Regions from separate parts of the Homo sapiens genome. Here all the other regions are linked to region 4. A link is a loop called in an ENCODE intact Hi-C map of the cell type or tissue named here. Cell type or tissue: PC-3. All regions are shown on one strand.

Region 1 (8,000 bases), 360 kb after region 4:
ATATAGAGCCCCCATTCTTTGTGTAAGCTACTTAAGAGAAAGGATTTTATCTTCTAATTTTTATCTCTTCAGCAGAAGTTATTATTGCTAGTTCAATCCCAAATCTATACATAAATTACGAAGTTTAATAACCCCTTAAAAATAAGCTTTTTAAAAATATTTTTCCTGAAATAATGTTTTACTGACCTTGAAAATTTTTCTTAGCTGTTGTCATGCTCAACATTTCTCACTGATGACATATGTGGTGATGATGGTAGTGTAAAGAAAAAGCTTGAGGAAATACACACGGTGCTGATATTTTACTAAAATGAATGTAGCACTCACTCATAATTGTAATTTAATTTTTAAGTAAAAATCTGATTTTCCACTATCATTCCCTTAAGTCTGGCTCATTATAGGCCTAAAGCCTGTATGAATTTACACAGCTGCTTTGAGGCTTTGCATATTTCCTTGTTTTCGATTGTTTGATTTTTTTTTAAAGGGGTATTTTTGCACTGAAGTAAAACACAACTATTAACACTAGCCTCGGGGGAAAAAGAAACTAACAAACCTACAGCTTGAAATGTTTCAACACTTTGCATTTAAAATTTTGCGCACCCTTTAGAAGTTACAAAAATAAAAGCCACTCCCTGCAAAAAAAAAAAAGAAAAAAAGATTGAGAACAAACTGTCATGATTTCAGAAAACGATAGCAGACGTGCAGGTGCTAATACCAGAGAGCTTACCTCCGAATAAAATGGTGCCTTCTAAACAGCGACTATTTACATGTTTTAGAATCCTTTCTTGGGCATGGGTGCCTTTATATTGCCCTATTACCACAAGATGCAAGCCGTGCAGCAGAATGTTTTCTGTATGGTACCCAGCCAAAAGTGAAACAAGTTGCCCACTGACAGAGAGGCCATTTATAGAACATATTCATTTACACCAGTGCTAGGCAGCAACTGAAAGGCAATGCAAAGAAGTAATTTCTCTTTACCTTGCTTGGAGCAACTCTGACCTGGAGAGCCATGTACACATCCTACGTCAAGGAGGTGATGAAAGCCCCACTCCTTATAGCGATGACATCTGGAAGAAGACACAATTGTCACCGTGAGCTTTTCAATTACTCCTGGAGACTAAGTGTGAGACGCAGTAGTGCAGGATGATTGGATTACGCAAAACGAGACAGATGCCATCTGTGAGCCACGCGTAAGCTGCTAAGTGCCAAAATGAACATCCTTATTAAACGATGGAGTTCTCATACCATTTGTAGTTTGGTCAGATTTGAAAGATGAGTTGATTGTTTTTAGATAGTGCGGCAAATAGGCAGGGACTTGGAATCCTCTCTGGCTGTATGAGTAATTACTGTCTCATACTTAAATTAGAAACATGGGTTTTCAGTTAGGTCTTGAGATTGTTTCCAAAGGATGCTGCTGCATTCATGTTGAAGCGTGGCCTGTCCTCTCTGTTTCACTCACAAGGGCCACAGAGTTCTGAGAAAGAAATCATCAGTTCCTTTCACATCATGGCAAAGAAATGTAAAACTTATGACTTTTTGTTAGGAAACAAAAGGGTTCCCATACTCTAAAATAATGGCCACAATATTGTGGGTAGAATGTTTTCAAGAACTGCCAGGAGGCAGTATTGGAGCTCTGTCTCTCTGCGTCCTGAGGCTCCAGAACCAATCCTTCATTTACAATTCATTCTCCCATCTTTTTACTGGCACCAACTCTATTATTATTTTTATTTTAATTTTTAATTGCTGTGATTACATAGTAATATAGTAATATACCCCATAGAGTTTATGGGGTACATGATATATTTTGATATAGGCATCTAATATGTAATGATCACATCAAGGTAAGTGGGATTTCCATCACCTCAAGCATTTATTCTTTGTGTTACAAGCAATCCAATTATACCCTTTTAGTTATTTTTAAATGTACAATTAAATTATTATTGACTATAGTCACTCTGTTGTGCTATCAAATACTAGATCTTATACATTCTCTCTCTTTTTTGTATGCATTAACCATCCCCACACTCCCCCTTTTCTCCCACTACCCTTCCCAGCTTCTGGTAACCATTCTTTTACTTTCCATCTCAATGAGTTCAATTGTTTCCATTTTTAGTTCCCACAAATAAGTAGGAACATATGAAGTTTGTCTTTCTGTGCCTGGTTTATTTCACTTAACATAAGGACCTCCAGTTCCATCCATATTGTTGCAAATGACAGGATTTCATTCTTTCCTTTGGCTGAATTCTATTCTGTACCTGTACCACATTTCTTTATCCACTTGTCTGTTGATGGACATTTAGGTTGTTTCTTAATCTTGGATATTGTGAAACATGCTGCAATATACATGGGCATGCAGATACCTCTCCGATAGACTGATTTCCATTCTTTGGGGTATATGCTCAGCAGTGGGATTGCTGGATCATATGGCAGTCCTATTTTTCTCTTTTGAGGAACCTCCAAACTGTTCTCCATAGTGGCTGTACTAATTTACATTCCCACCAGCAGTGTATGAGGGTGTCCTTTTCTTCACATCCTCACCAGCATTTGTTATTGCCTGTTTTGGGATAAAAGCCATTTTAACTGGGGTGAAGTCATATCTCTTTGTAGTTTTGATTTGCCTTTCTCTGATGATCGATGATGTTGAGCACTTCTCACATACCAGTTTGCCATTTGTATGTCTTGTTCTGAGAAATGTCTATTCAGATATTTTGATCATTTTTAAATCATATTATTAGATTTTTTCCTCTACAGTTGTTTGAGCTCCTTATATATTCTGGTTGTTAGCCCCTTGTCAGATGGGTAGTGTTTGAGTATTTTTTTTCCCATTCTGCGGGTTGGTGTCTTCACTTTGTTGATTGATTGCTTTGCTGTGGCACCAACTTTAGATGGGAACTTAGCTGTGCCCTGTAATCCTTTTTCCATTACAGCATCTTGTTAACCGCTATAAAGAGCACATTCTGCAATATCTACCTGCATACCAAAAGCAAAGGTGAAAAGAGTGCCTTCAGCAAGTCCAGGCCTTGATAGTTTTCATCTGAATATGTTATTGAATTTGACATTCATAATGCATATTAATAACACTGTCAATGCTCTTTTATTAATATACCTTAGATAAATCTTTTAATGTGTGGTTGCCCTGTTCTCTGCTTATATTGTGAGTTCTTGCAGAAAAAGACTTTTCTGCCTGCTGGTAACATTGTAACAGCTCCCAGTGTTGTCTTCAGATTTCAGCACACGGTGGACCCTCAGTAAATGCTGATTGTCCAAATCCCATGCCCTGCCCTATTTGTAACAGTGATGACCCAGAATTTCTCCTTAAAGAGGGCAGGCGGAGGCCAGGTGTGGTGGCTCATGCCTGTAATCCTCGCACTTTGGGAGTCAGAGGCAGACGGATCACAAGGTCAGGATTTCGAGACCAGCCTGGCCAACATAGTGAAACCCCGTCTTTACTAAAAATACAAAAAATTAGCTGGGCATGGTGGCGGGCACCTGTAATCCCAGCTACTCAGGAGGCTTAGGCAGGAGAATCGTTTAAACCAGAAGGCAGAGGTTGCAGCGAGCCGAGATCGCGCCATTGCACTCCAGCCCTGGCAACAATGAGGGAATCCGTCTCAAAAAAAAAGGGGGGCAAGTGGAACTTCCTGGGAGTCATAGCACAGCATAAAGCAGAGGATTTGTGCCTGACTCACTCTACTCCCAACACAGGCTGCTTTGTGCACAACTCAGATGCCTTCTGAGTTACTCAGGTAAACAATAACCACCCAAAAACTATCCTCTCAGGAAGTTGGCACCATACATTGGGAACTAATACTCCAGCACTCTATTGGATAAAATACTGAAAAGTACTAATTTTCTATAATTACATTGGAAAAAAATTTGATGACCAATAGTCTAATGAGTAGAGATTATGTGTGTATGGGTATTTACATCTATAATAAGCATCTTTTTTTTTTTTCATCAGAGACACCGCACTGGATTTAAGCATTATTTTTTGAACTGCTACTGTGATCTATTGCGAGAATAAGGCATGAGGCATACACATACACATTTAGCAACTACAATTCTGATTTCCAAGTCTGTCATTAGGCTGATGAAATATTTACATGTGTACATTTTATATGTATATGTGTGTGTATATATATATATTGTGTGTACATGTATTCATTCAGCACATACTTATGATAAAGAATAAAATACATAAAACTCTTCACATTCTTTAGTTCTGAATTGTTCTCCTTGATATTTCATCATGTTTTAAATTATTTTCAGTCCCTTTGTGTAATTTGTATCTAGAGTTCTCCTTTGTTTGTTAAAATTGGACTCAGCTACTTCCTTCATGATAGAGGCACAAAAACTTCAAGGTCCTAAAGAAATATTTCCAAGATTGTAGCACATAATTTAGAATTTCTCCTTGATAAAATCAAAGGAGAAAATGAGCTCAGATCCACAATTACTAATTGCAAATCGTTAGGGCCAGATAGGCTTCTAATTTCAGAAAATTTTGAATTTTATTTAAATAATAGGATCCATATAGTATATTATATCCCATGTCCAAGTAGTCTAGAACTTCCCTCTGTATCCAAACATTGTTTGAGCAGCAAAATGTATAAATATTTGCCATGAGTGGGATGAATAAAAACTAAATAATTTTGTCAATTTGGTTTCATCACCAAATTCATTAACGTCTGGTACTATTCTGTCACCCAAGGATAATAAATAATAAAATAGTTTCCACAGATTTTTAGATTTTTGGATTCACAAAAGGAGTAGTGGACAAACACAGATTTAATTATAAGAATCTACAGATTGGCATTGATAATAGAACTCTTGCTAAATTAAATTAAATTTGGCCTAAAGCAGCCTCTGCACATTAAAAAACTGCAGCCTAACTTAAGAGCATATTCTTATAACAAGTTGCTGAGCCTCGGCCAATCACAGCAGCTGAGCTTTGGCCAATCACAGACTGCCAACCAATTAGAGCGTGTCTATATCAGGCAAATACTAAGCTGTAGCCAATCAAGCTGTTTCTGTATGTCATTTCCTTTTCCTATCTAATACTGCCTCCCCGTGTTGGGTGGAACTCTCTGAACCTCTCCTGGTTCTGAGGGCTGCCCAATACATGAATTAGTCTTTCCTCAAATAAACTCTCCTAAATTTAATTTGTCTAAAGTTTTTCATTTAAAACTGTAAATACAATTTTAAATGATGTGGTAAAAATAAAGACGCTGTGTTGACAAAGTCAATTTGTCCACAAGAAATTAAAAAGTAAAATTTCTTTGCCCTCAGTGCCAGAATGAAATAAGAGATTTCCCCTGATGCCTTCTGCTCCATTATAGTTGGCTTTGCTTTGGAAGTCTGATGGTGTTATATTTTTAGTTTTACTGATTCTCTCTAACCCATTTCTTCCCTTTAGGCCCTTCTATCCACATCTATTGTTCACTGCCTTTTTGAAATTGAATTATTCTATAGGATATCATGAAATCATAAAAATATTAAGAACAAACAGACTCTATTTTATTTCAGGGAGCCATGAAAATAATGGTCAAAATTGGGGTAATTTTTTTTTTCTGTTTACAGCCTTTATGGAATTTCCTTTAGGTTTAGGCCCATGTTAAGGCAAAGATACATGTATACACACGAGCACACACTGATTTCACTGCTTCATATTTGTTGAATAGTAAATTGTGTCTTGAAAGATAAGGCACAATAAGGAGCAGTGCCCTATATGGTAATGAATGGCACAACATCATAAAACAGTTGGCATGGATGACTAGTTATGAATATCCAAACTGTTATTAGATAGTAGTTTCCATACTCCCTCCCATAAACCTAAACCAGGGTTACCAATGACTGCAAATCTGGACACTTGAGTTTTGGTATCTAATTTTACCTACTTTTAAGCCAGTTGACCATGTGCTGCATCTTATCATAGGTAGTACAGAGTAAAGGATCATCTTTAAGAGGATATAGAAAATATCTGGAGATATACATTGTATCAACTTGAATTAATATTGGGAAAGAAATATACAAGTTAGAGCAATTCAATACAGTCATCACAGAGTAAAAATAAATACGAAAGATAAAGTTAGAGCCCTAATTCAAAGAATATGAATTGTATCTTCAATAGGAAGAGAAAATAGAGTGGAAAGAAGGAGAGAGAGGGCATCTGGATAAGATAAATACGAAGTACAAAGGAAGTGAGAACAAGTCAATGAGATCTGCTTTGCTAGAGAATGAGAAATAAGACTAATGCAGGATTGGAATGTTGATTGGTGAAGGCCTCAAAGGACAAAAGGAGCATTGTATTTTGGTTCAAAATAAAACAGCACTGTTCTTGAGCAGCAGCATGAAAGACAAAATCAGCAGATGTGAAAAATTATTTTAACAGCAATATAGGAGAAGAAACTACAAAGTGGATATATATTAGCATATTGAAAAGGCTTGAGGTTTGATTTTGGGGCCTAGAATAACTGAGCATAATTAGATTTTTAAGAACACCTTGGAAATAACAGCCTTCTTGATGAGAAACTGAAGGGGGAACAAAGAAGAACAAAAATAACATCAGGATTTTAATGCCAACAAATTAAGGGGATTACAGTGCTATTGATAAGAATAGGTTATGAAAACAGGAAATGAAAAGCGAACTGTGGGATTCAACACATTAACTTTCAGGGTCAGCTCATACATCAGTGGGCATCAGAATCACCTGGAGGAGTTGTTACAACGCAGATAGAAGGGCCTCAAACCAGAGTTTCTAATTCAGTAGGTCTTGGGAGGACCTAGTGTTTGCACTTCTGAGTACCATATTTTGAGAAGCACTTATTTAAATTATGTCCTCTAAGACAACTCATGATGGTTGAAGATGAGGTTGGAAGTCTGGGCCAATGACATAAGTATGAGAATTATCTATACCCAGGCTATTGTTGAAATTTTGTTGTGGAAATTTCTGACTTACAGCACTTTCTATGATTTTGATACCTTCCATCAACTGTTTCCTTAATTATATGCTCATATTGAAGTGAAATGAATGTTTATTCTCTGGCAGTTGGGAGTAAAAGGGACTGAAAGTTTAAGAAATAAAAGCATTCTGAAAATAGACAATGAGTGTATAAGGGAAGATCAGAGCATCGCTTTTGAAGGATGCAACAGAAAGAGAACCAGGAGGGAATTGCAATCAGGCATTATGTGATACTGGGAAAAAAGACTAGATACTTGACAATCTACTCTAGAAATTTCTTCTCACCCTCTGCAAAGATGCAAAAAGATGGAAATTTAAAAGGAAAAGTTAATAAGTCTACTTAGTATTTTAATTATTGTCAAGTACCCAGGTGCTTAAGTGAAGAGTTTCATGTACATATAAATTACTTCTGTGCCCTAGCATATTTGTAGAAATCTAAATAAGATGTTGTTCCATTTAAAATTTAAATAACTCCCTTGAGAAAATGCCAACCAGACTGCTTCAACTAGAAGCCAATGCATAAACATGTATTTGTTATTTACTTGTTAATGTGTTCAGTATCTTGATGTATTCTGGCCTTTTTCTTTTTTTTTTTTTTTTTTTGCATGAAAACTAAAGTCCTGTGTAATGTGATTTGATGACCCCAAAATGATGTTTGGAAATATTGAGGTAGATGCAGACTATACCATTTATACAAAGGCTCCCCTCAACCCTTCAGAAATAATGGTTACAAAGTGATACTACATTGTTCCCAAAGGGCTCAGACCTGTCTGAGCTTACACTTTTTACAAACGGGCAGGTTCAGATCCCTGAACTTAACTTTTTAAAGGATGACTCAGTGGAGGGGAGTTCGCCTGAGACTCCAGAGCACGGAAGGCGATTAAGGGGCAAACCTGGCTTTGTTTAGCAGGCTCAAGCTCATTGTATCAGCCTTGGTTCTGGCAAGGCAGCTGCTGGCAGAAATGTCCAGCCATTTCACATTCTCTGTATCCTGATTGGAATTTACTTCTTACAAGAATGATTTGAAGTTAAAATGAAGTTGGGG
Region 2 (8,000 bases), 520 kb after region 4:
CTCCTATTAAGTGGAAAAGACCAGTGAAGCTGTCCAAACGGCGGCCCGCAGTCAATGCGCCGAAAGCTGTCAATACTGAAATGTAATACTCTCTTGATCTAGTTTTGACGCTTTAACAAAGACAGGTTTTGCCATTTAGGACCGCTCAGCCATCTTGACTGAATACCTTAAGAGGGTAGTCCTGGACCTGCTTATTGCCAAGGGACTTTCACAGTGTTCTAAGTTACTGTAGGAATCTCAGCCTATTACTCGACAGAGGCCTAACATGTTGGAGCTGTCAATAAAGATCCGCACTTAGGAAGCGGAAAGAAGGCACAAGTTTTATATGCACACTTTCTTTATTATGCATTGTTCCAGCCATCAAAGAGAGGGAGATTGTACTCTCCCAAAGCTTACAACTTTGTTACTTTTCATGACCTGTAGCATGTATTTAGCCTTTGGGCAGTGTTTGTGCAAGACTAAGGCCCACTCTTTAATGGCTGAATGCATACATTTCACAGCACATGGTGGATTCGCTGCTCTGAGAATTGCCTTTAAAAAAAGTAAAGTGAAAAATAGACAAAGAAATCTGGAACCTTAGCAGTGTTTCCTATTTGTTTGGACTGTTCTTGAACCAGCTCTGAGGCGGTGACCGGGCTATTGAAAAGATGCACCTGAAACAGGATCTGCGGGCAGCTGCATTTGCCACCCGGCTTTATTGCTGCTTTCCAGCGGCGAAGGCGCAGCAGCAGTAACAGGGAAGCCAGAGCGAGCCTCCCCGGCAGCGGCGGCGGCGGCGGCGGCACCGGCACCAGCGCAGTTTCCCCTCTCCCCAGCCCTGACTCTACGCGCACATGCGCATTGCGCCCGCAGCCCTGGACCATTTGTCAGGACTACTCGTGAGACGGAGAAAAAAAAAAGAGAAAATTTGGGGGTAAGAAGCGGTTGATCGGATCTAATCTCTAATTAATCTGAAGATTTGTCCGTGCAAAAGCCATTCATTTATTTTTCTGGGTGAGGATGAAAGTTAAGAGCCCTATAGAGGGAAGGAAGCGCACCCTCGTCTTGTGAAACAGATCAGGGGAGGGGAGGGACAGAAGGGGTTTCTCCCCCACTTCTCTGCGCCTCTGGGAAAGAGGAGAAAACTTAATCCCGGGGAAAAAAGTGGGCAAGTGACTCGGAAACGGCTGGAGGGGGAGTCTCTGGGCATCTCACTCTGAAGTAGTGAGTGCGAGTGTGAAAGAGGAACAAAAGAGAGAGAAAAGAGAAAGGAAAAAATGGGGGGAGGAGAGACTTGTATTTTTTTCTTTGCGCGCACACGGGGAAGGGTGTGGGGGGCCGTGCGGAAGGGAGCCGGGGCGAGGCGGCCGCGTTGGGCTCAGGCTGGCGCGCAGGCGGCGGGATGCGTGTGGCCCCCTCCCCCGCGCCCCCCGAGCTTGTCACTTTGGTCGCTTTCGTGACACCGGGCGCGGGGTGGGGGAGCGCGGCGGCGCCGGGCTCCACCGGGGTGCGTGTCCGGGTGGGCGCCGCGGAGCCGCAGCCCAGGCGGCGAGCGCGGCCGCCGAGGCGGGGGGCGCCGGCGGGGGGCGCGGGGGCGGCCGGGGCCGCGGATCGGTGCGGCGGGAGGCGCGAGCCCCGCGCGCCGCCCCTGCGGCCCCCTCCGCCCGTGTGGCCTTTGTGCCGGGCGCGCACCGGAGAGCGAGCGAGCGGGCGGGCGAGCGCGAGAAGTACAAGTACGGGAGACCGAGGCAGTGGGAAAAGAGGCCGGGCCACTTTCTCCCCTTTCGGGCTGCGGAGAATGGACTGGTTGAATGTGCAGGCGCGTCTCCCCGGCGTGTGCTGTGTGTGTGCGCGGCGGAAAGGCCTGCCCGACTCCCACCGCGCACACGCACACTCACACGCACGCACACACACGGACCCGCGGCGGGGCTCGGCGGCCGAGAGTTTGCGTGGCTTCCTCGCCGCCTCCCTCTTCCCAACCGAGTGTGTGAGAATTTCATATAGATCAGCTCCAATTTCCGCCATTTTGGGAAAGTTGCACAAAAATAAACCCTCCGGTTTATTTCTGCCCGAGGCAGGAAAGTGCTTTGGGAAGCGAGGCGGCGCGGGCCCGCGGCGGCCGTCCGCGCGGGAGAGGGCGCGGGCCGCGGGCCGGGCCGGGAGCCCGCGCCGTCGCGGCGTTCGCCCCGCGCCGTGCCGCGCCGCGCCGGCCCGGGTGCGGGCGCGGGCGCGGGCGTGTGTCGGGAGGCGGCGGCGGCGGTCGCGGCGGCGGCGGCCGCGCCGGGGCGGCGGGCTTGTGGGGGGAGGGTGGGGGCGGCGCGGGGCTGCTTTTCCTGCAACTTGTTTACGCCTGCCTTATTCTGGGGAGGAAAAGAGGGGTCGGGGCCGGGGCCGGCGCCGGGGCCACCGCCCGCCTCGCGCCGCGTGTGTGTGCGGTTCCGGAATAATGGGCTTTGCACACTCGCGTCCTGGGCCCCGCGGGCCGTCCTCGCGCCGCGGCGGCGGGGCGGGGGGAAGTAGAGGCCGGCGGGGGTGGGGATCGGGAAGCGCAGGAGCCGAGGCATCCGCCGCGCGCCCCGCGAGCTGGTGGAGTGTGGGGGCCGCCGGGCGGGGAGAAAAACTTGAGAGCCCTGGAAGGGGAGGAGGGCACGGTGGCACGGGCGGGGGGAGGGCGCAACTTTTGGACTGGTGGTAAAACTTTAATTACCTTTAAAGAAAAAAAGGCCCTGCGATTCCCCCCTCCCCCAGTCCCGGTCAAAGCACAGCCCGCAGCGCGACCGTGAGAGAAAGTTTAAAAGCGGGCGTGTTCCTCCCGGGTCCCCGCGGAGGGCTGGGGGCGTCGGTCTGTCCGTCGCGCTCAGAGGGAGGTGGGGGTAACTAGCCGCTTTCCAGGGCGCGGGGACCGCGGCTCTACCCCACCCTTCCACGGGAGACGGAGGTAAACGTTGCTTCGGTTTCCCTTCTGAGTCCCCCTGCTGCCACCACCCCGCTTCCTTTTCCTCCCCCTCCCCGCCGATTTTTTGAGGGGACCCGAAAAACGGAGTCCCTTTCCTTAGGCAACTTCCTCGGGCGCTGTGAGCACGGCCCTCCCCCTCACCGCCCCCACCCCCAACGCCTCGCATCCCTTGGCCCGCTTCTCCACCTCGGGGCCACCGCCAGAAAAATGCATTCGAGATCATTCAGAGTGCACAGAAACAAAAATAGATTTTTAATTGTTAGGTTAGGGGAAACTGAGATGAGAAATAAGAATTTGGGGTGGGGGGGCGCGGCCGGGGCGAGTGCGTCCAGTTCTCCTTTTGGTTTTCCTAGAGCGTTGTTTGTGATGTCTTTATTGGTTTAGGGAGTCCGAGAGGCTCTATGCTGGCTATCTCGGTCGCGTGGATTTTTGCGCAAGTTTTTAGAAAAACACTGACTCGAGTAGAGAGCATTTCTCCGGAAAGTTTCAAGTGCAGCAAAATAGCGAACGTGCAAAACTGGCCAAGGGGAGACCTCTAGTGGTTGAACGCGTCTTTTAAGTTCGGAAGGCCGAGAGCAAAGTTTGGCCTTTACTCGTAGCTACGTAGTCCGTTCAGACGTGGAAGTAATTAGAGGACCTGAGCGAGCAGCCAGATGTTGTGTGAAAGGATGCTGATCAGAAATTGAAAGTTTAGTAAATCGAAGCAATGAATTCTGAGGACTCAGACCCTGTAACTTCCATCCGACATGAGTTATATGGGAAAGACACTTTGCTTTTATTCAGAGATTTGAGATTGATCGCTCCCTGAATTGGAAACAATTGTTTGCTTTTGCATTTATCGGTGTCTGTACCTCTGATCAATTTTTAATTAACGAGTCTCAGCTGATGACTTTATTTTGAATGTTAAGAAAACTGCTAAGTTGAAATGTGTTTAAAACTTTGAAGAAATGGAAAAGACCTTTAGTTGAGATTTGTCTTTTATATGAGCTGTTCATTTTACTGTCTGATAAGTGTAAGGCAATTTTATATAGTTTCTTAGCTGTATAGTTATGTATAGTCCGAGTAAGTAGTCCCTTTTGGTTCTAAGACTGTAATTTTGTTTCACTGAGTACGAAATTATTTCTGAATACTTGTATAATTTGTGATTTAAAGTCCTTAAATACATGGGCAAAAATTTTATGTAATATCTATTCTTTTTCCAGTGTGTTTTCTGTAAAATATCTTTAATTTTAAAGATAAAAGCAGTGAGGGAAATTAAAGTTGACTCAAATGATCCTTGTAACTTTCACCTGCCTGTCATATACAACAGGAGAGACGTTATTGGGTGAATTTAGGACATGGGAATGATACGAATGATTAAAATCCATTTCAACTCATCTAGAACCAGCTTATTTTATTTTAATTTACCGAGTGGCATGGTGTAAAATTATGCCTAAGTGATTCAGAATGTAAGCTTCTTAACTGGGGATGGTGGATTTGAAGGTTTCTTTTTGATGACAGTGTTTTGATTTTACCTTCCCTCTCTTTAAACCAATGCTAGAACCCTTAGGAGAAATCTTGAGAGTGGACAGCAATTGTGAAGATCGCCAGAGAGTTCTGTGTTTCATCACCGCCGAAAGGTAAGACCCACTTGTTGAAATAAATTGCTTGACATACCTGCAAATGTTAAAAAGCTGCATTTGGAGATCAGGAAGGAGAGTATGAGACTGGGTTGGCAGAAAAACATCATTTTGTGGGGCTGCTTTGAATGCATGAATGTATTGACACTAAATGTAATTGTAGTTTGGATGAAACATTAGGAAGTTAGGAGATTGTCCTGGATAATCTTTGTATTGCCTTACTTACTAGATTCTTAATTAGCATTTTAGCACCTGTTTTCTACTGAAAGTAAATGTTTTATTCTTTGGAGTTGAAAAAGTGGAAAAACTGGAATAAAATGATTGTAAATTAATATAAGTGTTACATTGTTATACAGTGATATGGAAGATTCTGGAACTCTAAATGTCTTGGGGGGCCAGTGGTAAAATTTTGTGAATGAAATTTACATTGGGTGCTTTGGGGGTATTTGTCACATAACTTCTATGGCTTAAATCCAAGATGGGCTGACTTGTGCCAAGTGCCATGTTGCAGGGTTATGAGTGAGTTTCAGTGTGTTAGCTTAGACTTGTCAACTTTTGAACATACTTCCACAGGGAATACAGCTGTTGTCTACTAAGATCTCTTTAGTAATTTTGGAGGGTGTTGGCTTCTTTCCAATACTCCAGGTCCTTCTTTTAGGGCAAAGGTCATTCTCAGGCAGAGGGGACAGCCATCTCTGAAGGTAGAACATTTCAGTACATTTTTGCTACTCCAGTGCTTTCTACTGTTTATACCTTTTTTTTTCTTCCTTTAATCTTCCCCTCTCCTTTTCTGCCTGTTTTCCTGCCCTCTCTGTCTTGAGTAATAAAGGGGTCGCTAAATCTTGTTTGGCAAAAACAAAAGAAAACCAAAATTAGCCTACCTTTTTAGAGCAGAACTAACAACCTTCATTGGGCCAGGTGTAATCTAGAAATCAAAATGACTAATTATTGATATAAAAATGATTAACAGGAGTTTATTGTCATTTGCTGCTTGTGGATCATTTTGAATTGTATAATTAGCAAAATAAGTAGATCTGGTCCATGTGGATATGCAGCAGAGACAATGGGGCAAGAACAGCTATAGGAAGGTCCTGCAGACAACTAGGGTTCAAGAAGAGTAAAATCAGTTTCCTAAGATGGTGAATTTCATGTTTAAATGTGCTGAGTTGAAGACACTGCTTATTTTTCTTTGTCTGCGGAGTCACTGTGTCTGTGGATAGAATGCTAGAATAGGAATCAGAAGACTAAATGTAATAACTAGATATATCACCTTGTATATGTCACTCTACCTCCTTCAGCCTCCATTTCCTCATCTACAGAGCGGGAACAGCAATACTTGCCTTGCATCTTTTGTTAAAAGAATCAAATAAAATCAGATTTTGAGAACCATAAAGAGTTATTCAGATGTATAGTGGTCATATCATTTTACCTTCGTCCAGCTTTATGAAGGGCTGGAGGTAGATTGTCTAAGTCAGAATATAGTGATTTAACACTTGGCTAAAACTTTTAGATTGGTTTCTGATGTGTGTATTGTATGGACTTCTCGGAATATTTCTAGGAGTATATCTTGTCTTGAGAAAAAAGTAGTTTCCCTTGTATACTATTGGCTCTTTGAGGGAAGAGACCATGCTCTAACATGGTGCGGAATACAAAACCGGAAATTTATTTATCCCAAACTAGTCATTTAATAAGTAGAAGGAGTAAATGAAAGAAATACTTTAAAATGATGCCTAATTGTGAAAATGGTAGGGTGATGAAAGTAGAAGGGTTGGTGTGAGGGGAATTAATGTACTGTAATTAATATTTTAGTTGCATGAGTCTGCTGGGAGATGAGGATGAGAAAATAGGTAACTGGAGTAGTAATGATTTAAACTAACTATAGGGGCCAGAACATGAGTCCTCCGAATGACTGAATTTAGGAAATGTCCAAGTAGGGCTTTTCCTCCTTGTTTTCTAGACCTCTTTGGCTGCAATCTAATTATAGCCAACTATGTAAAATCTAGATTAAAAAAATTGTAAGTACTATCTATTATTATTTTTGATTTGATGCTACTGAACCTGACAAAATAAACCCTGACAGGTTTTAGTTTTACTTCATCTCCACTCTTTGGAGATTATCCAATCAATGTTCTAAGAATCCAAAAACCCAATAGGAGTGGAAAAAAGAAGTATATGTCCTGTTTAATTAGTCCCTGAGTAATTGAGAGTTGATTCTTAAAGAATTTTGACTGGGTTGGTAGTTTATTTTTAAGAATTCCATATTTCAGCCAATGCTGTTTATAGTAGTGCAGTTAGGATGGGGAATTTATGAGAGAACTTACTTTATGTGGTGGGTGGGATGTACCGTTGGCATCCCAAGGATGGATAACTTGAGTGATCCCTGCGGTATTGTTTCTACTAGTTACTTAACCAGTTTTTTTCTGAGCTCTTATGGTGTTGAACACTTAAAAGACGAGATCCTTGCTCTTGAGGAGTTCTAGAGATCCTTACTCTGGGACTAGACATAATGAGCTCTTCTAATAATAGTATAACAGTTGCACATGGTACCATTAGGAAAGGATGAGGGCTCTAGCACTCTTTGGAGCTGTTGAACCAGGAAACATGGATTTCTGGGCTAACTGATGCAGGACCATGGCATATCATCCAATACACATGGCACAATATAATGCATTCCTTTTTTAGTGCTTCGCCTTCAGAAATGAGTAAGAAGCCCTTCACCCACAGTCAAGGAATGTCTAGCAAGAGTCTAGCAAGATGGATTGAGGCGATTCTTTCTTTGACCAGTGTGTTCACAAGGTAACTTTCTGGTGAAGATCTACACTATCTTCCACTGTTACCACTTGCCACTATTGAGGGATTTGTTCCTCACAAGGATTTGGGAATGCTTATAGTATAGGTAAAGATAGTGTCTTTAGAGAGAACTATTTATATGTTCATATGGGTGCACATTTATATGTGACATCTTGAAGTTCAGCGGATCCATGGAAGATATATTTTCTAAAGGGCTTCATTATCTAACAGGAATATTCTCAGATTATCTCTTTACTGTATTAAATTATTTCATTGGTGGTTGTGGATGTAAGTCAATAGTGGGAAATGATGAACGGATTTGTATTGACTGTGGCAGCTATGCAGTGGGTGGATGAAAAGAAGCACCAAGAAAGGGTATCCTTGATATATAACTAAGCTTGATTTATGAAGTAAAATTGGGAAAGACCTTTAGAAAATTCCCATTTGGGAGACAAGATAGTTTGGAGGAATGAACAAGGATCTTTGAGAGGAACTTGAGTAAAGTTAAGTTGGGTGATCTTGGATGAGGGAACTTTCCTCATAAACTGTAGTTTCTTTCTGAGTAGACTTGGAATTGATTAGTTGGATGGTGATTATAAGAATGATATGTATATTATATGTAACAGTAAAATGCCTTCTGCATTATTATTCTTTCT
Region 3 (8,000 bases), 170 kb after region 4:
TGACAAGAAATTCACTGGTTCCCAGCAGGCTCTTGGCCAAGGACAGGAGTCTGATAATATCTGCCTGGGCTCTTGGCCAAGAGGAGGAAGGTTACTGAGCATTTAGAAATATGCATGCACAAAAGAATTGAAAATCAAGAAGGGAGAGGAGGGTTATGAAACAATGAAACAATGGAAAAGCAAGGGAAGAAAGCATCAGTGGTATCTTTTTCATCAAAGGAAAGGAAAGACATGCACATCTATCAAAAGGAAGTAAAATGGAAGTGAGGAAAGAGGCTGACAATAGTTTCCAACTCTTTCTCCCTCTGTATGTCAAATGCCCCTTGGATATGCAAGTAAATCTGCAACTTCAAGATACCATAGATATGTAAAGTTCCCTAGTCAGCTACCTGCCATCCATTTGGAATTATCGTGTAACAAGCTTATCTGGTCTTGTTTATATTAATTTCCCTCATTCAAATAGTTCTTCTCTAGAGATAATGTTTCCCAAGCCAGGACATGATATAAACCCACTATTTCTGGCCATATTTATTTCAGATGACCTTTTTCATTGAAGAAGGGTATCAGTGCATGGAGCACATGTGCAATATAAATACAGCATCCTCAACCCCTAGTCCCCAAACCATCAATTTACCCAAATAATCACACACACACACACACACACACACACACACACACACAGACACACACACCATTAAAAACAGTCTATGGACTCAGTACATTTCAACATCTCCAAAATCTCTTTTAAATCTTTCTAAACCATAAGTCAGTCCCAGGGCAGCCTGGTCCATCTGGTCCCGATTCTTCAGCCTGATGTTCAAGACTCTATGAGCTCTGCCCAGCTTTTCTCCATTCCTCGTCGGGTTCCTCTCCCACTTCTCCCTTCAAGTCCCCCACTATGGCCAAACAGTACCAGCTGCCGGAGCCCACCAGGCACTTTTCCTACCCCAGAAGCCTTGCCTGTACCGTCCCCTTCTGTCTGACACCCTCCACACTTCCCTAACGCCCACACTGCAGTGAACGTCCTCCACTCGATCTCTAAACGTCTACCATGTTGTGCACTGCTCTTCTCCAACACTCACTGAATGACTCCACAATTATGATGAGACCCCTTTAGTGATAGTCTGAGGCTGCAGGGAGAATTGCAGGTTTTGAAGTCCAACAACCTTGCTGCTGACTGGACACAGAACTCTGGGTATAATATCTAACCTCTTTGAACACTTGTTTCCTTATTTGTAAAATGAAAGAACAATACCTATCATCTTGCATGGCTGTTAAGAGGACTAGAAATATTCACATAAAGGGCCAAATAGGACTGCCTCAACTCCAGAGAAATAAAACAATTACGCGGTGTCTGTAGGACAGGCTGTGTGCTCAGTGAAAACAGAGCCAGGCACTACTCTCCTCTGTGGTCTCCGTACTCCAACTGCTGTGCTTGGCATCTAACACGCACTTTTTTTTTTTTTTCTTGAGACGGAGTCTCGCTCTCTCGCCCAGGCTGGAGTGCAATGGCGAGGTCACGGCTCACTGCAAGCTCCGCCTCCCGGGTTCACGCCATTCTCCTGCCTCAGCCTCCCGAGTAGCTGGGACTACAGGCGCCCGCCACCATGCCAGGCTAATTTTTTTGTATTTTTAGTAGAGACGGGGTTTCACCATGTTAGCCAGGATGGTCTCGATCTCCTGATCTTGTAATCCGCCCACCTCGGCTTCCCAAAGTGCTGGGATTACAGGCGTGAGCCACCGCGCCCGGCCCTAACATGCACTTTTTAAAGTCAGGAAAAATAGGCCAGGCGCGGTGGCTCATGCCTGTAATCCCAGCACTTTGGGAGGACAAGGCGGGCTGATCACCTGAGGTCGGGAGTTCAAGACCAGCCTGACCAACACGGAGAAACCCCGTCTCTATTAAAAATACAAAATTAGCTGGGCATGGTGGCACATGCTTGTAATCCCAGATACTTGGGAGGCTGAGGCAGGAGAATCGCTTGAACCCAGGAGGCGAAGTTTGCAGTGAGCCGAGATCATGCCACTGCACTCCAGCCTGGGGAACAAGAGTGAAACGTCTCAAAAAAAAAAATAAATAAATTCAGGAAAAATAACTAAAATAATATAGATCAAAATGTTAATGAAGCTATATTCAAGCAATGGTTTTATAGGCAATTTATTGTTTTATTTGTACTTTTCAGTATTGCCTTAATTTTCTAGAGTGAACAAATATTATAAAAGTTATGCTAAATATATTCACTATGACACCATAATTTTGGCACACTATAATCCCTGTTACACATTGCAAGTAGAAATTACATCAACTTTGTATCTATTTATCTCTTATACTTTGTATAATTTTTCTCCTCAGGCACTTATGCTTGCATAAAGCTACTTTGCTGGACTGAAATAAAGACAGTTTTTATTAAAATTCCCCTTAAATTCAACTCCAAAACACCTCCTCAGAATTTTATTTGTGACTACAGTGTGTGCTAATTTGGTTATCAGGTTCAAGCTTTCTCTGGTCTAAATTCAACTTTTTTAAAAAAGGAAATAAACCTAAGAGAGCTTACATTATCACTTCATGGATATCTCATTATTTTGACATTCCCACTTTCTTATATGGTAGGTGTCTACAGTCACCTGGAGTTTTAGTATTTTAAATATTCTTCAATATATTGTGCAAAGTTAACGAAGTGGAAGATGGAGAAATTCTCTATTTCAGAACTGAGTGGCAACAATGTGCCCATTAAAATGAAAAGGAAGATCACATATCACAGGTAACGTTTTTCCTGCATTCTGGTAGAGAATATTCACACCGAGGATGGAGGGTGGTACCCTCTCATAATTTAAAAGCAAAACAAACTGCCTGAAGAGAAGGCTACGTTGGTGGACAGTTAAATTATTTGAAAAGTCTCTTATACCACCTACTTCGCATCAAAAGGAGACTCATTCAGATTCACCAAAAGTATGTGAAGTCGTAACTCTTTTTTTTTTTTTTTTTACTGCCTCCCCCCACCAAGACTTTCTCAGCCTACTCCCCTCCTCTAGGAGCTGCCAAATCACAATGCTCTGCTCCCCTATTCTCACCTGCTGGCATCAGCAGGAACCCAGCTCCCCGTCAAGACCCCCTCAGGTTCCTCCCCTCCACACAGATCTCTACTTCCTCAGGCCTTCCTGGAGTCCCAAGAAGTAGCTGACTTTTACCCAATTCCCAATCTGATGTCAGTTTTTAACACTTCCCAGTACTAAGCCCTTCCCAAGATAGAAAACCTACCTCTTCAAATCATAACATTTGCAGTTACAGTATCTTAGAGATGTCAGGAGTTAGAAGCCATGGACACCCTCTAGTTCAGTGGCTGTCAACCTTAACACACTTGTCTTTAACCTAATACCTATTTTATAATCTTCACCTTTATGATTCTGAAGTAAAGTTCAAGTAATTTATCTATACATAATCCTGTGTGTATGCATATGCCCTTTATGATAATATTAAGGAGAAATAAAGGAAAATAATTTAAAATAGGTTTCTCAATATGTGCCTGGACACTAACAGACATAAAATGAAGTGGTCAACTGTTTATTATATTTACCTATAGAATGAGTTCACATTTGGAAAAAAATAAGATCAGAAAACATTCTGCATGAGAAATACAAAAATTAAAAGGATAAAGGGACACGTGTGTTCATCTTCACAAATGAAGATGTGAATTAGGGCCAGGCGCAGTGGCTTATGCCTATAACCTCAGTGCTTTGGGAGGCTAAAGTGGGAAGACTGCTTGAGCCTGGGGGTTCAAGATCAGCCTGGGCAACAAAGCAAGACCTCATCTCTATAAAAAAAAATTAAAAATTACCCAGGTGCAGTGATGTGAGCCTATAGTTCTATTAATAGCTACTCGGGAGGCTGAGGTGGGAGGATTGCTTGAGCCCAGGAGCTAGAGGCTACAGTGAGCTATGATCGTTTACCTGCACTCCAGCCTGGGTAAACAGAGTAAGACTCTGTCTCTAAAAATAAAAAATAAAAAACTTGAGTTAGATTAAGCAGAGGTGAGACTGACTTGTACATGACATCTTCTCAGGAATGCCAAATAGGTCATTCTAGACACCAGACAATTCTTTGTTTGGCAAGTCTGTCCTGAAATTGTAGAATGTCTAACACAGCTGGAACCTGCCCTGCAAATGATGGGACAACATAAAACACCCCCACAAATTCTCAAAATACCCTTTAGAGGGCACTACTGAGAAGTACTGATCTAGTTCACCCCATTTTGCCTCTGAGAACACAGAAGTTCGGAGAGGTTAAGTGATTACAACACTCACAGCAGGAACAGGTCACAAACCATGACAAAGTGGGTTCCAGAAACCAGTCTCATATCACCACCCACACGTACACGCGCACACACACACGCTTCCTCTCCCCTTTCTTCTACTCCTGGCTCAGATTTTTCATCTATGTCCTCTGCAATCATCGCCATTCAAATTTAACCGTCTGTGTCCCTCTGACCCCACCCATCCCAGGTTCTTCTGAATTGTGTGTGCCAACCTTACTCTCCACGGTACATCAAGTCTCACTAATGTGGCCACAACCTTGGCCTTAACTCAGATCACAAAGATCTCTAACTTAGCACAGCCTCCTCACTGTCTCTGGGACCTTCCAGTTCCATCCCTTTATGTCAGTTCCTTCCTTCCCACTCCCAACTCAGCACCCAAGAGAACTCATTCAGCATTGCTCCCTCAACATTACCCATTATGTGTAACATGGGTCTTGGTTGACACCCACTGTTGGCTTTTTCCTTAGTCCTTACTACACAGAAGTGTGACGTATATTAAGTTCCATATCTACACAGGCTTGCAATACTTCCTACTCACCAAACACAGTACGATTCTATTCAGTGTAGTTCTAGTTGTTTAAACATTTTTTTCCAATGGCTGTCCCCAGTATGCTGAGCTAATGCCTAATTCAATCAACCTATAGGAAACAACTTTGCTTTTATAATAATTAGGCAATAAATAATGAGGATGCTCCTTCCAATAATGTCTTTGTTCATGCTCTATGGCTAAGAAGAATGCCCTCTTTCTCAAAAAACATATTTCCTTCAAAATCTGGTTCTTGTTAATATCCTCAGTAAAGCTTTCAAGACCTTAGCACATATTAATCTCTGAATTCTCAACTTATTAACAACGACAGACTTTCAGAGAAGAAAGAAATCTACAGATTACCTAGTCAAGTCATTTTATTTTACAGATGGAGAAACTGGAACTCAGAGAAGGGAGCAAGCAGTCTCCAGTGATATAACCAGTTGTCTGCAGAGAAAGCTGAAACATGGGTCTCTCCACTTCCTGCCCAGTTTCTTTTGAATACACCAATGACTCATTTCATAGCATTTACAGACCTTTCAAAAGATCAGAATTGTTTTTCTTTAAAAATATGCTTCTGCATAAATTTTAGAAAGATAAGTCTATTATGCTTCACAATGTCCTTCATCTAGTGCTTAAAAATGGAAATATTTTTGTTTGCTACGTATTTTCATACTACATGGAAATTAATACAAATATCCAGTTCCTATTTCCCTTGTTAATTTCTTTCTCATTTTTTTTTCCCCAAGTCAAAAGCCATCTGCAGCTTGCTTCCCAGGACAAAATAGTCATGCCAAAAAAAAAAAAAAAGTCTTAAATAGAGTAGCCAAATCAATGTCCCAAATGAAGGTTAAGTTGTACAGCATTTTGGTTTCAAACCAGGTTTATTTTAAAAGTGTTTTTTCTCTTTATAGGAAGGATAGAGTAAAGGAAATCACATTTCTAAGTGTGCCTGCATGCCTTAACTATTAGTCAACAATGATTCATACATTTTTAAGCTCTTATCTGTCTCAATGAAACTTCTCAGATCTCAACTATTTATATGGTAAATGCCTTGAATGATCAGAATGATCAGATTCAATTATTTCTATTCTTTTCATGCACTTATTTTTACCATTTGCTTCTTAAATTAATGTACATCAGTTAACTCTTTTTAATGGTATCTGCAGAAAAGACCACAGTCAAAAATCCAAAATAACAACTCATTTCACCAACTTTGAAAATCTGATATTTCTATTCTTTTAGGTTATTTTATAATATATTTTAAATACAACTGCAATGCAGAAAAGGAAGTAGATATATTATCTCAAATCTTCTAAACTGAGTGACAAAATAGAGAAAGTTTCAAAAGTACTGGCTCAAATTTCACTGCCTTAATCTCTAGGCCCACAGAGTAATACATACACACACACATACACACACTCCTCCTCTTTGAAAAAGATAGAAACTGATTTGTTTTAAGCTTCTTCCCAACTCTACCTCTCCCCATCACTAAGGAAATATATTTTATTATAGTATTTTATAAACTGTCTTAAAATTTCAATTAACAATTTTTATCTACATGAAAAGTATTCATTAAAATTCTCATTATTATAACCACCTGGTATTGAAGAAACAAGTGTAAGATGTTAGCAAGGAAGGAGGCACACAGGAAGATTTGTAATACATGTCCACAACTTTAAAAAAGACACCATAGGCTGCCTGCCTGGTTCCATCATTAATTGTGAAATCTTGAATGTCACTTAATCTTTCTGGCCTCCTTCCTTCCTTGAAAACCAAGGGAGAATATGAACATGGTATCCGTTTAAACTTTAAAATTCTATGGTTCTAGGACACTACAAAAAATGTACTGAATTATTTTTCTGTGACACGACTGATTAAACAGCTTATATAAACAGTCAGCTCTCCACGTCCATGAGTTCCACATCTGTGGATTCAGCCAACCATGGATCAAAAATATTCAGGAAAAATAAATATCCCACAAAGTTCCAAAGAGCAAAACTTAAATGTGCTGTGCACTGAGTATTATGTTGAATCTATGCAAGTAAAGTGATGTATGGGTAGTGTATTAGGTATTATAAATAATCTAGAGATGATCTAAACTATACAGGAGGATGTGCATATGTTATACTACACCATTTTATATTGGGAACTTGAGCATCTGTGAATTTTGGTGTCCTCAGGGGTTCCTGGAATCAATCCCCCATGGATACCAAGTGAGGACTGTTTATGTTTAGTTAGCCCCTCAGCAGAGGCCCTCCCCAAGAGTTAAATTATAAATCCCTGATGTTTGTGACATCAGTTCGCTATCACATATTAAGTGTGGCCAACTGAATCTATGATTATTTCACAAATTTCATTTTTATAAGGTGTCGCCTCCATTCTTCATTTTAAAAATTTTGACAAAATTGCTAAAGAGCAAAACAGCCATGAGGGAACACAATAATAATGAAATGATACCAGCAGCTTACACTTACTGAGCTCTTACCATCTGCCAGCGACTCTTAAACATCTGCACAGGTATTTTTGCGTTTACTCCTTACAATCTTGCCATTCCAATGTGTCAGTTGAGAAACAGAAGGACAAGTGGTGAAATAACGTGGCCAATGTCACATTGTAAGTGGGAGATCTGGACTTAGACCCCAGGCAATCCACCTTCAGTTCACTCAGGTGGCTAACCCCCTCACCTGGGAGTCTCTAATTAAGAGGTTGAGTGGCGGGAGGCTGAGGCAGGAGAATGGCGGGAACCCGGGAGGCAGAGCTTGCAGTGAACCGAGACCGCGCCACTGCACTCCAGCCTGGGCAACAGAGCGAGACTCCATCTCAAAAAAAAAAAAAAAAAAGAGGTTGAGTGGCAATAGGTGGACGTTAGTTCAATCTCACACTGATGAGCTACATAACCCTAACACCCATTTTTCACATCTGCAAGGTGTGGGCGGGTGTTGGAGGAGCCTTCACATTCCATTATCTGGCAATGTCATCTGGAAAGCCCACAAAAGCATTTACCACAGACATCTAAAAAAGATGGATACTTCTCTCTGGAACATCTCTTGCAGCACAGCCACCTGCCTTTTCCCTGCTTAGTATAAATGGACCTAAGAGCAAGGAAACAGCTGGGTTCCCAGCCCTAAGACATTATGAGAGAGTATCTCAGAGGGAAT
Region 4 (8,000 bases):
CTAGAACATCCTCCAGGCAGGTCTCTCAGCCTGTGCTGGTTTGGATTTTTAGGGATAACCCTGCCAGCCTCCATGGATCACCTTACTTTTCTAAGTACTTACACAAACTGCATTTTATAGGGCCTCTCAAGCACATTTTTCTGTGGTATTTAGAGATCACACTTTTTCCTTTTTTCTCAAAATAAAGATACTTGCCCATCTGGGAATGGAGATTTTTACTCATTTAAGGTTCTTTTTTTTTTTTATAACCTTCTGTTCTAATTTCGATTTCCATTTCCTCTCAGCAGTGTATGTTTTAACTTTTCCGAAAACAGAGCATTCCACTTAGTAGATGAGACAGAAGCAAAAAGTTGAGTAGCATGCCAAATTGGTTGGTTTAGAAAGAATCACAGAACATTAGAGCTAGAAGACACCCTAAAGATTCCAACTCTTAACTTGCACATGAGGAAAGAAAGCCCTCAAACTTACAGCATGGCCCAGGGGGTTACACACATGAGCGATAGTTGGCACTAAAACCCAGATATCTAAATTCCAACTGCTATTTCACCTTCTTTTTGTTTGTTTGTTTGTTTGTCTGTTTTTTGAGATGGAGTTTCACTCTTGCTACCCAGGCTGGAGTGTAATGTCACAATCTCGTCTCACTGCAACCTCCACCTCCTGGGTTCAAGCAATTCTCCTGCTTCAGCCTCCCGAGTAGCTGGGATTACGGGCATGCACCACCACTCTTGGCTAATTTTGTATTTTTAGTAGAGACGGGATTTCTCCATGTTGGTCAGGCTGGTCTCGAACTGCCAACTTCAGGTGGTCTGCCCACCTCAGCCTCCCAAAGTGCTGGGATTACAGGCATGAGACACTGCGCCCGGCCTATTTCCCCTTCTTTTGCACATTATAATTAGTTATGACTGTGTGGTCAGAATTAGATTTTTTAGAACTTTCCATCTCTATTAATTGTATTATATTTTAGAAATCAGATCATGAAGCCACACATATCTTCTGTTTTAATTTGTTTCCTTTCTTATGTTCTTTTTGTGTGTGTAGGGGGAAAAGGGTGTCTTCTTTTTAAAGGTTACTAAAAGTTAAAAGTTTTACAGTTTATTTTGTAACAAATATTTATTAAGCACCTACTAAGTGCAAAGATGAATACGATATTATCATTGCTAGTCAGAGAAAAAGAGGGAGAGTTGCTTTTTCTGCCATAGCCCTCCCACTTTTATTCCATGAATTCTGGCAGGTTACTTGTCCCTTCTAAATGTAAAATAATTAATGGACAAATAAGGATAATAATATCTTCCTTCTAGGATTACTATTATGAGGGAATAAGTTATACATTTTATGCAAAGCACCTAGCACCATGCTTGGCTCAAAGTAACATTCCATCTCTCTATTTATTCTTTTGTTAGTTTAACTTTAACTTCTGTGTTTCTTTAACTTAATTATTCTAGTTAGTTTAACTTTTCACATTTTTAGGGTGGGTGGCAGGTGCTGGAAAAAAAGGGATGTGGTGAGTATTCAATTTTTAAGCAATTCCAAACCCTTTTATTGGTTTGATATGTAATGATGATATATACATTGTAATGATGTGGTTATTAAATAAGTCCTCTATAATTTTCACTTCTCACCATTTTCCATTTTTGTATCAGAATTTAGATTCTTTATTTTTTTTTTCTTGCTCTGTCACCCAGGCTGGTGTGCAGTGGCGCAATCATGGCTTACTGCAGCCTTAACCTCCCAGGCTCAGGCGATCCTCATGCCTCAGCCTCCTGAGTAGCTGGGACTGCAGGTGCATTCCACCATGCCCGGCTAATTTTTGTATTTTTAATAGAGATGGGATTTCACCATGTTGGCCAGGCTGGTCTCGAACTCTTGGGAAGTGATCCACCTGCCTCAGCCTGCCAAAGTGTTGAGATTACAGGCATAAGCCACCACGCCTGGCCCAGAATTTAGCTTTTTAAGAGTTGTTATTTAAGAACTAAGACTTAAAAGTTAACTCCTGAAGTGAGAACTGCCTATTTATGAGCTCCATATTTGTGCTAGCACAGTTGACAGAAAAGATCTATTCTCAGTGCCCTTCTTTTTCTTCTTTACACCCATCACACCCAATCCTGCCAGCAACTTACAGCATGAGGACAACATTCACTATACTACAGGGCAATGTAAGGGTGTCTTGAGAAAGCCCTGCCTTGTGAAATGGATTATGTCAATCTTATGATTAATTCATGTTGAACACGCTAGATTAAAGAGCATTTCATGCATATTATCTCATTTGATATTATGGTAGCTTGTCTTCTCTTTATACTTCTCTCTTATTCTTTAGCCCATCGAGAGCTAGAGAAAACATTTCTACATGTTCTATTTGTGGATATTTTTCATGGAGGATGGCAGGAGGTAGAGGTAGATAAGAGGCTGAACTTCAAGTATTACAGAAATTTGTTGACATGTGGAAACGTGACAAGTTCTCTGCAAGTATGTGCACTGTTTAGACCAAGTCTTTTTAACAAGGATAGCCTGTGTGGATTTGTAGATAATGAGCTGGCTGCATTCTTTTACTTGAATTTTATTGAAGAGTTCAGCCGTAAACCTCACAGTTTAAAATGTGAAAACTAAGAAAAACAATACAAGTAGCCATGGAGAATTCCTGTACTGATGAGCTCTCTTTGGGATTTGGGGAAAAGAAGTGAGCACAGAAGGAAAGAATAGAGGAAAGGAAAGCGATTTCCCTAGCAGCTTTAGTGCTACACCTTTAAGACCTAAGTACAGTCAAGGCCAAAGGATAAACTGATTGGATACTGATATGTATTTAAAGAGAAAACATACATTTTCCACTTATCAAGGAATCCTTGTTTAGACATTAATGTATAAATATTACTGTAAATGCCCAAGACCCACCAAAAGAGCTTAAGTGCAGTGTTAACAATAATTCAGTTTCTCAATAAACATCTTGAGTAGGGCTTTTATATTTTAGAAGAAGATTAAAGTCAGTGCTATAAAAAGTATCTTCCACTTATTCATCCATAAAGAAAATCATGACAAATAAGCACCAGATGTGATTTTAGCCCACATTTATTAGAGAAATTAATTATTGACTCATGAAAGAAGAAAATTATGCAATTTCTATGATGATTCATTGTTTGGTGCTTTCAAGAACAAAGATGCCAGTTTTGATAAATGTAATATAAATCTCTGCTCAGGACCCAGGAAATTCAAGAGATGCTTATCAACGAATCATACGCACTCCTGAATCTAAGAACTCATTTCCAAATGTCAGCCACCAATCTGCAGTTAGTTAGAAAAGACCATTGCTTTATTCTGACCTGAAGTTAAATGAGTGACAGTGTGGGGGTGAAAACGTTTTGGCCCCGTTACCAATTTGGTGCACTATCTACTTCCCTAAACAAGGCTTTGGGAGCATGGCTTCCTCCATAATTATTCCCAACCACATCACTGCTCTAATCAACAGGTGCACCACCACGCGAGACTCCCCACCCAAGTCCTGTCTGCCTACAACTTGTAACCTGCCAAGCAAAGGCAAATGAAAAACAAGCGTATCTGTCCTCCTTTCATATCCCATTTTCCCCATTATCTATTTCTAGTACTTTAAAAAGTCCCCACAAGGTGGCAGAATTGTAACACGTTGAGATTGATGAGCCTCTACTGAGACTGTGAATTTTTTTTTTTATTATTATTGTTGTTTTAACACATTTGAGAGATTAGTGCGTCCAAAACAACACAGGTAAAGCATCACATCCATAGAGATGAGGACGCCTTCAAGTATACACTAGCTTAGAAAAGGATGATTCATCTTGCAATGACCATTCTTTAAAAGTTCCTTAAAATTACCTCATTAGATCTTTTCTCTTACCCTTTTTTCTTAGCTTAGATTTCAGTGGCAAGCAGAGTTGAAAACATCATCCTTAGTGACAAGATCATTTTATTTCTGAGCAAAGCACAGGGCAGTTTCTATTCCATCTCACTTGTTCCCCCTTTAAAATGCTAGAAGGAAAAAAGAAGCTTGAGCAGCTGGATGAGCAGCTCCACCCACTGTGGGACATGAGGCAGAAGGAAGAGAAGAGGAAGCAACACCGGGCAAAGCAATAAACTGGTGCTGCCCTGAACACATCATGTTTTTTTTCTTTTTGAGACAGGTTCTTGCTCTACTGTCCAGGTTGGAGTGCAGTGATGCAATCATAGCTCACTCTAACCTTGAACTCCTAGGCTCAAGTGATTCTCCTGCCTTGGCCTCCCGAGTAGCTGGGGCTTTCAGCATGCAACAACATGCCCAGCTAATTTTTTATTTTTTTAATTTTTTTGTTGTTGTTGTTCTTTTGGAGAGACAGAGGGGGGCAGGGGTCCTCACTTTGTTGCCCAGGCTGGTCTCAAACTACTAGCCTCAAGCGATCTTCCTGCCTCGGCTTTCCAAATGCTGGGATTAAAAACATGAGCCACCACGCCCATCCCTTACACCCATCAGACTTGGTTTCAGTTTACCCAAGGAAAAGTGATGCAAGGAAGACACCCTTTAACCAAGCAAGGGGGAGGTCGAGATTTGTACAAAACACTACCAAATTAGAGGGTGGGGAATTTTTGTCCCATTTAAATCCTAAGGTACATATTTTTAAAAACCCTCTTACACCAGCACTTCTCAGTCCTTTTCCAACTGCCAGTTTAATAAAGGAAGGTGATAGAAGTTTTATTAAAACAGTATCCATCCTGTTGCAAATCAATGATTGATAGTAAACATCACCTTGGATGTCCTTAAAAACAAAGGACTATACACCATAATGGCTTTAAACTTTGAGGTTACATGTTAGAGTGATCAGTTTGGTACAACTCTTTTCCATAACATTGGCTCATCTGAGAATACCGTTTTATTAAGCACTGCTTCTGCCTGCTTCTTGAGGGCTGCCCGTTGCAGAAACGGAGGATCTAATCCAGGAGGTGTTCTTCTTCCTAAATTTCAAGTGGATGTAACCTGTAATGATTCTTAAAAGAACTTTGACAAAGTCCCTGTCCTTTTCTGGTCAAAGGTTTTTTTCTAAAATGGCTTGACCAGTGCCTTGTCCATCTAGAAAATCTCATAGTATACAACGAAACAACAACAAAATAAAAACAAACCAAAAAACTGCTGCTTAGCTCAGGACCAGTTTTGGATACACCTGTCCAGTCTACCAGCAATCCAAAAGTTCCCCATAACATACAGCTGCTACCGGGAGTGTACAACTGCCACCTTGAAAATTTTTTAAATTTTAATAGAGAAGTTATATTGACATTTACATATAGTAATTAGACGAGTGACTGTAACCGCAATAATATGGACATAACCCACTGGTGGTTCTCTTTTAAGCTACATGTAATTGTTTCCTAATTCCTCAGCATCCATCCACCTTTCTTAATCCCTCAATTTTCAGAGCTGAGGGTGTAAAGATGTTTCAGTGAAATTCTGCCCCCAGTGGACTCACAGCAGATAGGATTATCTTAGTGATTTCTGAGGAAGACTGCAAGCTGCGTGTGTTTATCGAGACGGTCCTCTGTCCGGGAAATATCGTGAGAGGCTGATAAAAGATCCCAATTCTATTAATAGAAGTATTCATGACTGAGATCTTAAGCTACAGAGGCCTTTCCATTCGGGCTCTTTTTGCAGGCAGCGTAATAAGAAAGGTGCCACATGCTGCCTCTAAAAGAGGCCATTCAGCTGTGCGAATGAATAGCATTTTCCTGTCCTACCCACGGGGTTTTGCATAGCTGTGTGAATTTCGGCCACAGTCTGCTCTTTATAACTGACCATCTCCTGGGAAGCAAGAAGGGAAATACTTCCATGAAGACCAATTTTACGGCATTTCAAAACACTTTAAGCCTTTTACCTGCTGTGGCAGAGTGCTTCGTTTGACTAAGATCAAGAGAAAAGAGAACAAGGCTTTTCCTCATCAAGTAAAAATTTCCTGTGTGCTGATGAGTCATCTCTGAGGTACACTCTTTGGGAAGAACACTGTGCATCAAAAGCCTGCCTTGGGCTGCTTGAGAACCTCTGCTGAGTCAGCACTCACTGGGGCAGCGGCCCAGCCAGAGCTATTAAGTGCAGATCTTAAAAACAGATGTGTTGGTGAGAGTGTGCAGGTTATTTTCTCATGTACTGCATGTTCTAAGAGATGTCATAAGCAGCCTGTATATCGACCTATCTTGTGAAAATAGAGAACAGGGAAAGGAATTGTGGCTTTGGTAATTTAAGGAGCCTTGATTATTTATGGAGCTGTGTGTTATGGTAGCCAAATGTGATCTACTCAGCCAGGACTGCTGTATGCTTTGCAAGGCCCAGTGCAAAATGGAAAATGCAGGGCCCCTCACTGAAAAATTATTAAGAATTTCAAGATGGTGACAGCAGAGCATTAAACCATGTGACTGCACAGCCCCGCACCTAGCTCTCCCCCTCAGCACCCTAGGAAGCTGATCTTTGAACAGTGGCAGTTGAAATGGTGTATGGTGGGTTACATTTTTAAAATGTGCTGGGTTGCCTAGCAACTGGCAAGGGCCTGAATGGGCTGACGTGCAGGTTTAGATACACCATCTTGAAAGTCTACATTCATGGAAACCTTCTAGTGGACTGATAATTTTCAAGAAAAAGTAATATAGTGGGAGATGGAAATGGGGAGGGCAAGAAAAAACACATTTTGCTACTCTTATAACCCAAGTGGCTAGCTTGTCATTTTCCCTGTTCGATCTTCTAAGAATAGAGCTCTTCATATGTGAAGGAAAAATGAAAGGGAAATTCCAGTTTTCTCAGAAATATACATAAATTTTTAGAGGATAATGAAACTATGAGTTAATCAATAAATATGTCTGAGCACATTCCTTTAGCCATTCCAGGGTGTGATATGAGAAAACTGATTCACACGCACTGAGCACTCAATAATAAGTACTTACTATGCAGTAGACTACAGAGATGAATAATGTAGTTTTTATTCTTAAAGAATTACGCTAATATGTAAGAAACAATTAGACAGCATCATTACCTTTTTAAAGAACAGTCCATAATCTCCTGTTTTTCTCTCCTGGGTATTTTACAGGGTCCTTGTGCTGCAGAATCAGAACCAGCTCTTTTGATAGGGAGCAAGCAGTTCGGGCTTTCAAGAAACAGTCACATTGCAATTGCATTTGATGACACCAAAGTTAAAAACCGGTATGTATCATCCTGAGACACTGGGAAAGAACCGATAAATGAAGAACTGAGTATTTGTGTTTAATCAAGTTGAATCTACTACACTTATTAATTAATGAAGTTAGCTTTTCTTTTATTCACTGAGTACAATAGAGAATAGAATTTTATTTGTCTGAGCCTGAGGAGCCCAATTTAGGAAATCAGTAGCCTGATAAAGTCCTCATCTCTGAGAAGGTTTTACTCTCCTTTATGAAAATGCAGCCACGATCTGATACCGCTCTATTTTAGCATGAGAATGCTGTTATTTTTCTGTTTGACTTTGCATGCTTTTGTTTCACAGTCTCACAATTGAGTTGGAAGTAAGAACCGAAGCTGAATCCGGCTTGCTTTTTTACATGGCTCGCATCAATCATGCTGATTTTGCAACAGTTCAGCTGAGAAATGGATTGCCCTACTTCAGCTATGACTTGGGGAGTGGGGACACCCACACCATGATCCCCACCAAAATCAATGATGGCCAGTGGCACAAGGTAATAGTCCCCTGGATATTGGCAGTACCCTAAGGGAATTACTGAGTGGCAGCCATCAGCATTCTCCTGGTGCCAGTATATTTTGCCAGGGCAGACACTGACTCTGGCAGAAGCTAAAAATAAAATAAGTGCCATATACAACTACCACAATCTTGGAAAATGTGCTCAGACCTGTGTAGGTTTGCATTTGACCACTGGCATGCCTCATCATGGTTCCATCACTGCTATATGGCTGTGGTTTTCAAACATCTACCCATAAACTGAGGCCAGGTGGCTGAAGACATTTCCACTGCTCTAAGTGAGAAACGTAGAACAGAGTG

Evidence for each region. Peaks named below come from ENCODE experiments on the same cell type or tissue, not always from the same donor. Only the 100,000 strongest peaks of a DNase experiment are listed, where the experiment ranks them.
Region 1: a loop joins it to region 4, with 4 times the contacts of the local background. A loop is called at or near these places in 2 of 110 quality-filtered maps.
Region 2: a loop joins it to region 4, with 7 times the contacts of the local background. A loop is called at or near these places in 38 of 110 quality-filtered maps.
Region 3: a loop joins it to region 4, with 3 times the contacts of the local background. A loop is called at or near these places in 16 of 110 quality-filtered maps.

The regions. Positions count from the first base shown.
Region 1 is chr6:129,860,181-129,868,180 of GRCh38, forward strand. TMEM244 (transmembrane protein 244) reads right to left here and starts at 1,135. Exons shown (of 5, transcript NM_001010876.2): 1 at 976-1,135. The coding sequence starts at 1,008. The region is part of intron 2 of LOC105377999 (a long non-coding RNA gene); the gene reads left to right. RefSeq lists a silencer at 3,444-3,738. In PC-3, no CTCF peak of the experiment used is centred here; a DNase peak (open chromatin) is centred at 3,701; H3K4me3 peaks cover 1,092 bases; H3K27ac peaks cover 2,240 bases.
Region 2 is chr6:130,017,752-130,025,751 of GRCh38, forward strand. L3MBTL3 (L3MBTL histone methyl-lysine binding protein 3) reads left to right here and starts at 830. Exons shown (of 23, transcript NM_032438.4): 1 at 830-913; 2 at 4,476-4,554. RefSeq lists silencers at 1,310-1,439, 2,390-2,629, 2,680-2,749 and an enhancer at 3,110-3,169. In PC-3, CTCF peaks have their summits at 3,469 (motif pointing left) and 3,668; a DNase peak (open chromatin) is centred at 3,470; H3K4me3 peaks cover 3,312 bases.
Region 3 is chr6:129,667,720-129,675,719 of GRCh38, forward strand. The region is part of intron 1 of ARHGAP18 (Rho GTPase activating protein 18); the gene reads right to left. Among named protein-coding and RNA genes, the nearest start is that of ARHGAP18, 38 kb to the right of the region's middle. RefSeq lists a silencer at 5,213-5,352. In PC-3, CTCF peaks have their summits at 4,213 (motif pointing right) and 4,417; a DNase peak (open chromatin) is centred at 5,312; H3K4me3 peaks cover 1,015 bases; H3K27ac peaks cover 2,343 bases.
Region 4 is chr6:129,495,601-129,503,600 of GRCh38, forward strand. LAMA2 (laminin subunit alpha 2) reads left to right here. Exons shown (of 65, transcript NM_000426.4): 59 at 7,059-7,171; 60 at 7,491-7,680. LOC102723409 (a long non-coding RNA gene) reads right to left here. Exons shown (of 8, transcript XR_001743860.2): 7 at 7,005-7,191. Among named protein-coding and RNA genes, the nearest start is that of ARHGAP18, 210 kb to the right of the region's middle. RefSeq lists an enhancer at 6,109-7,308. In PC-3, CTCF peaks have their summits at 3,600 (motif pointing right) and 5,450; a DNase peak (open chromatin) is centred at 5,971; H3K4me3 peaks cover 1,397 bases; H3K27ac peaks cover 2,506 bases.